Linked DNA regions of Homo sapiens: region 1 is linked to region 2. Evidence: read pairs that join two places in POLR2A ChIA-PET (ENCODE). Cell type or tissue: OCI-LY7. All regions are shown on one strand. Each heading gives the region's core, and the rest is flanking DNA. Links, peaks and the distances in the headings are about the cores only.

What was found. ChIA-PET counts read pairs that join two places held together with the same protein. Peaks named below come from ENCODE experiments on the same cell type or tissue, not always from the same donor. Only the 100,000 strongest peaks of a DNase experiment are listed, where the experiment ranks them.
Region 1: POLR2A ChIA-PET joins it to region 2 with 22 read pairs; 7 of 35 experiments call an interaction of 5 or more read pairs at or near these places.

What each region holds. Positions count from the first base shown.
Region 1 is chr17:31,893,237-31,896,149 of GRCh38, forward strand. UTP6 (UTP6 small subunit processome component) reads right to left here. Exons shown (of 19, transcript NM_018428.3): 3 at 1,734-1,775; 4 at 1,409-1,501. Among named protein-coding and RNA genes, the nearest start is that of UTP6, 7.0 kb to the right of the region's middle. In OCI-LY7, for the core only: no CTCF peak of the experiment used is centred there; no DNase peak of the experiment used is centred there.
Region 2 is chr17:31,534,443-31,537,355 of GRCh38, forward strand. It overlaps RAB11FIP4 (RAB11 family interacting protein 4), which reads left to right. Exons shown (of 15, transcript NM_032932.6): 15 at 1-2,913. MIR4724 (microRNA 4724) reads left to right here and starts at 441; the gene lies at 441-529. RefSeq lists an enhancer at 1,069-1,368. In OCI-LY7, for the core only: a CTCF peak has its summit at 1,341; a DNase peak (open chromatin) is centred at 1,439; H3K4me3 peaks cover 1,329 bases; H3K27ac peaks cover 2,500 bases.

The DNA.
Region 1 (2,913 bases), core at 301-2,800, 360 kb after region 2:
ACATAGGGAAGCTCCAACTCAAAAAAACAAACAAAAAAAATTAGCCAGGTGTGGTGGTATGTGCCTGTAATCCCAGCTACTAGGGAGGCTGAGGCAGAAGAATCACTTGAACCTAGGAGGCGAAGGTTGCAGTGAGCTGCCGAGATTGTGTGCCACTGCACTCTAACCTGGGTGACAGAGCAAGACTCCACCTCAAAAAAAAAAAAAAAAAAAAGCCAGGCACAATGGCTCAGGCCTGTAATCCCAGCACTTTTGGAGGCTGAGGCAGGTGGATCACCTGAGGTCAGGAGTTTGAGACCAGCCTGGCCAAGATGGTGAAACCCTGTCTACTAAAAATACAAAAATTAGCCAGGCGCGGTGGTGCGTGCCTGAAGTCCCAGGTACTGGGGAGGCTGAGGCAGGAAAATTGCTTCAATCTGGGAGGCAGAGGTTGCAGTGAGCCAAGATCACACCACTGCACTCTAGCCTGGGCAACAGAGCAAAACTCCATCCCCCACCAAAAAAAAAAAAAAAAAAAAAGAAGCAGATTTCAGAAAATCCAGTCACCTCTCATCCTATCTGGCTCTTCCTCACAAAGGCCTCCGATCTCTTAACTATGATAATTCAACCTTTCCCCCAACTCCCACTCACAATGCTCCAAAAAAACTTTGTTATCTATCCAGTTGGTTTAATGCAGTTCTTAAAGAATCTCAATCTGGGGTAGCAATATAAAATTTGTCATTACCAAGAATCCAAAATACTTCTCATATAATATACCCAATCCCAAACACTCCCGTAATCCCAGCACTTTGGGAGGCTGAGGTGGGCAGATCACTTGAGCCCAGGAGTTCGAGACCAGCCTAAAAAACATGACGAAACCCTATGTCTACCAAAAATACAAAAATTAGCCAGGCACGGTGGCATGCGCCTGTGATCCCAGCTACTGGGGAGGCTGAGGTGGGAGAATCATTTGAGCCTGGGAGGCAGAGGTTACAGTGAACCGAGATCACCCTACTGTACTCTAGTCTGGGCAACACAGTGAGACCTTATCTCAAAAAAAAAAAAAAAAGAAAAAAAAAAAAATCAAGTTTCTGAGGTATTGCCCCTACATAACCATTTATTTTCTAGCTCTAAGTCTTCAGTGTACTTACAAATATATACAAATATCTCCCAAATTTCCAATCCTTAGTAATGTATCAAATACACTGTTTTCAGCACTGTCCTCATAGAATAACTATAAGGTAATAAGATCAATTTTCTTACTGGTTTGTTAAGTGGCTCAAAAAATGTTTTGAGTAATGATACCATCATTAGAGTAAGTATAAAGATACCCAAGATAAAAATAGAAAACTGCATTTGAATCCCTAATACAATATGTATAATACTTATCTTCACATCTCATAAAGTTAAGGATGCCTTGATCACTCACTTTCCATTTTGCTGAGGCACGCTGGAAAACACCTTGTACCCGGTGTACAATAGAATTCTCAATCTCATCCTTCTTAAATGAATATCCAATGCGCTAAAGGGGGACATAAAAAAACAGAGCCTCAACTTAATCATATTTGTCCAAAACAGCATTCCTACTTGACCACTTAATGGTACTGATGAAGCAAACAAATAATTACAAATATCCATTATAGGCATATCACCACAGTTTTATCAACACTGTCTCCCAAACACAAGTCCTAACTATACAGCCATACTGCTTAGTTCTGTATTTTTCTCCAACTTCTAGAAAATCTTCTACTTACTGTTCTTCTTCTCTGGATCAGCTCCAAAAGATTAATTTCATACTATGAAAGAAAAACATACAAAAAAATGAGAAGCTAGAAAATCTAAAACCTTTTAAATACTGGAAATTTAGTTAAAGTCATAAAACAAAAATCGAGAATATAAAATAAAAAATAATGTGCTATCACATAATTTACAATAAATGTCTAGAACTCACTTAAAATTCACTTAGCTATAAAACTTAAACAGAATTAACAAGCTTATAATTACATGCTTCACTTAAAAATTATTCCATGAAATATTTCAAGCATATAAAACACCCCATGCAGCTACAATGCAGCTACACCAAACCTACATTGCACTACATTTGCTTCAAATCTTTTTTAGAAATAAAACAGTTCGTATAAAAATGAAGCTACCTATGTACCTATCTCTGATTCTACTCTTCTCCCTCTCCAGAGGCAGCAATTACCTTGACTTTGTTATCATTCCCAAACATGACTTTGGACTTTATTATAATGATGTCTTGAATGCCTTTAAATTTTACATAAATGGTATCATGCTACATCCATCAATCCATAGGTGTTTTGTTTTGTTTTTTTGAGACGGGGTCTCCCTCTGTCGCCCAGGCTAGAGTGCAGTGGCATAATCTCGGCTCACTGCAACCTCTGCCTCCTGGCTTTAAGAGATTCTCCTGCCTCAGCCTCCCGAGTAGCTTGGATTACAGGCGCCTGCCACCATGCCCGGCTAATTTTTGTATTTTTAGTAGAGATGGGGTTTCACCATGTTGGCTAGGCTGGTCTTGAACTCCCGACCTCGAGTGATCCACCCACCTTGGCCTCCCAAAGTGCTGGGATTATAGGCATGAGCCACCGTGCCCGGCCCATCAATCCATATTTCTACTCAACATTATCCCTTTAGCTATATCCCTATTCACCGAGGCTGGTGGTGTGTGCCTGTAATCCCAGCTACTTGGGAGGCTGATCAGGAGGTAGAGGTTACAGTCAGCCGAGATCATGTCACTGCACTCCAGCCTGGGTGACGGAGCGAGACTCCATCTCAAAAAAGAAAAAAAAAAAAAAGTTTGCTCTTATAATGAATATAAAGCAGTCCTACACCTGGTTTTTTTTTATTGTTTGTTTTTTTGAGATGGAGTCTCGCTCTGTCGCCCAGGCTGAAGTGCAGTGGCGCAACCTAGGC
Region 2 (2,913 bases), core at 250-2,749:
ATTTTTTGTAGAGACAGGGTCTCACTGTGTTGCCTCACTCGAGCTGCTGACCTCAAGTGATCCTCCCACCTCAGCCTGCCAAAGCACTGGGATTACAGGCATGAGCCACCATGCCTGGCCAGGACATATTTGAAATGGGGAGATTTTAAAAATTCTGATGATTAGACTGAATCCTCAGACGTTCTGGTTTGATTGTTGTGGGTGTAGCCCAGGCATGGGATTTTTTAAAGAGCTGCTCAGGTAATTCCAATTTAATTGCGTGTCCTACTTGGGTTTTTTGTTTGTTTTTATTGTTTTTGCTAAACCTGGCAACCCTACCGAGTAGGGATTAGCAGTAACTTATCTGAAATTTAGAGGTGTTTTGGGGGTGGGGCGAGGGTTTCTGTAGTAGACTCAGATTTTACATGGCCCTGAGCTGCCCTTGCGTTCAGTTGGAAGCCACGCAAAATGAACTGAACCAGGAGTGAGCTTCGTGTACATTATCTATTAGAAAATGAAGTACCTTCTGGTTCAGCTAGTCCCTGTGCGTTGAGAGGCTTTAAGAAACTTCTAGTAAAAATGTTTTTTTCTTTTAGCTTTGAATTGGCCAGAGTTTATCCTAGATTATTTTATTTTAAATTGGTAGAATTCTTTGCGAACTGTCACAGAGAAATTCCTTTTCATGACTTTATTTCTGACCTATTAAAACATGAACAGGCCAGGCATGGTGGCTCACGCCTGTAATCCTAGCACTTGGGAGGCAGTGGCAGGCGGATCACTTGAGCTCAGGAGTCCTAAACCAGCCTGGGCAACATAGTGATACCTTGTCTCTACCAAAAGTTAAAAAAAAAAAAAAAAAAGCTCAAGAACCTGCACGAGGGCCTAAAACAGTGGGCTCAGCTTTGGCTGTGCATTGGAATCACCTGGGGAGATTTGTAAGCTTCTGCTGTCTGGGCTGAACCCCCAGAGGTTCGGATTGAATTGGTGTGGGGTGTGGTCCAGGCATCGAGATGTGTAAAGACCTCCCCAGGTGATGATATGCAGTCCGAGGTTGAGACTGCCCTGTCCTGCAAGGTCGTTGGCCAGAGGTAGAGGAAACTGGTCAAAGTGGCTGTTGGGCTTGTCAAGCCCGTGGCTGAATGACAGTGAGCTCTCTTGCTGGGAGGGTTCCTTTTCCTGTTGTTGAATGGTCCTGGCCTGCAGGATGGGAGGCCAGATGCCTTCAGGAGCTGGTGGATCCAGCTGTTCTCACCAGCCTGGAGGTTAGCAGACCAGAGTGGGTGGGCAGGACCTTGGCCTGGTGCCCCTGGAATCAGTGGGTGGCATGTGTTGGGATATACTGGCTACAGGCTCATCTCAAAGAGCAGGTAGAACAGAGTCAGCAGGGAACTGACAGGTGGGGCTGTCCCCCTGAAAGCAGCCGCAGAAACAGCTGCCACCTATTTGCATAGCTGAGCAGGAGGACATACTGTCTTTGTGGGTTTTGCTTCTGGTCTGTTTCCTGACTGGGTTGATAAAGGGAGTCCCAGCTCGTTCCCTGTTAGCCAAACCAGCATCCTACTCACACACCGGACACTCCAGGTGCTAGTCCACTGGTGCTGGTGTTCAGGGGAGTTGGGGGGGGGGGGCGCGGGGACAGAAGCGCGGGTTCTTGGTTCCAATGAGGGACTTAGCAGAAGCCTCCAGGGGCCAGCAGGGCCAGGTGAAACTGGGAGAAATGAAGCCCTCTGTGTCCTGTGTGTGTGGTGGGGTTTAATGCATTAGCAAATTTAAACTTAAAAACTAACTCTAGGCCGGGCACGGTGGCTCACACCTGTAATCCCAGCACTTTGGGAGGCCAAGGCAGGTGGATTGCCTGAGCTCAGGAGTTCGAGACCAGCCTGGACAACATGGTGAAACTCTTGTCTTTATTTTTTTAAAAAAACAAAAAGTAACTTTCGATGTGATCATACCAGGAAAGTTTTGCGTGGTCACCATGCCAAGAAAATGACTTTGGTTGCCCAGCAGATCCACAGCGACTCTTTCTCAAGGGCTACTGTGGATTCTAGATTGAGGAAAGGGGCCACTTAGGACTCAGTGCTGGTATCCTCCACAGTCCTTTCTCCCAGACTCTGGCCCTCCCTTTGGGACCCAGGAAATCCCCTCTAGGGTGACGCTGCTGGCTAGGAAGACTGAGGTCTGCTGCGCCAAGGGGCCTCAAGTTAGAAGGGCCATGCCGTCAGTGGATGACTTTGAGCGCTGATCCTAGGGACCTGCCAGGTCCTCACTTCCTGCCCTGGGTGCACACATGAATGGGGCAGCCAGCAGGAAGCGGGAGAGGCTGGAACCAGGAGCCTGCCCTACCTGCATGGCAGGACAACTCTGAGGCCCTTCTGCCATATTCTCTGCTACCCACCAGAGAAAATAGGCTGCCTTCTAGAAAGATTTGTTTCTAAAAGCGTAGACCCTGGGGAAGTATAATGTCACCATGCTCACCAGGCGAGGTTTCCCATATGACCTCCCTGCCCCGACCTCGTAGGTTGCTCCTTTCCCCATCTGTAAGGTAGAGATGTCTGCCCCGGAGCTACCAGCTGGGGATGGCATCCAGGCCATGTCTCCTGCAGGATCCAAGTGCTGTTGTCCCCAGGGTGACCCTGCCTCCTGCTGGGGCCCATCCGCTTTGCTGTGCTGCACAGGCTGTTTTCATCTGCATGGTTTGGGGTCTTTGTCCTTGTGCCTTTTCTTCCCCATCGCCACTGTACAGGATTTTCCACATTGCCCACTGCCTCCTTTTCTACATCGTCTCATCTCCCTGGCCTTTCCCGAGCCCTGTAAATGTGTACTTTTTCAACGTGCCTCCCCCAGGTGAGGCCAGCTCTCCCGGGCACATTCGTCCACAAGGATCAGGCCCCACTTACCCTTGGCTCGCTCAGCCTGTAGACTTGGTAACTTTGT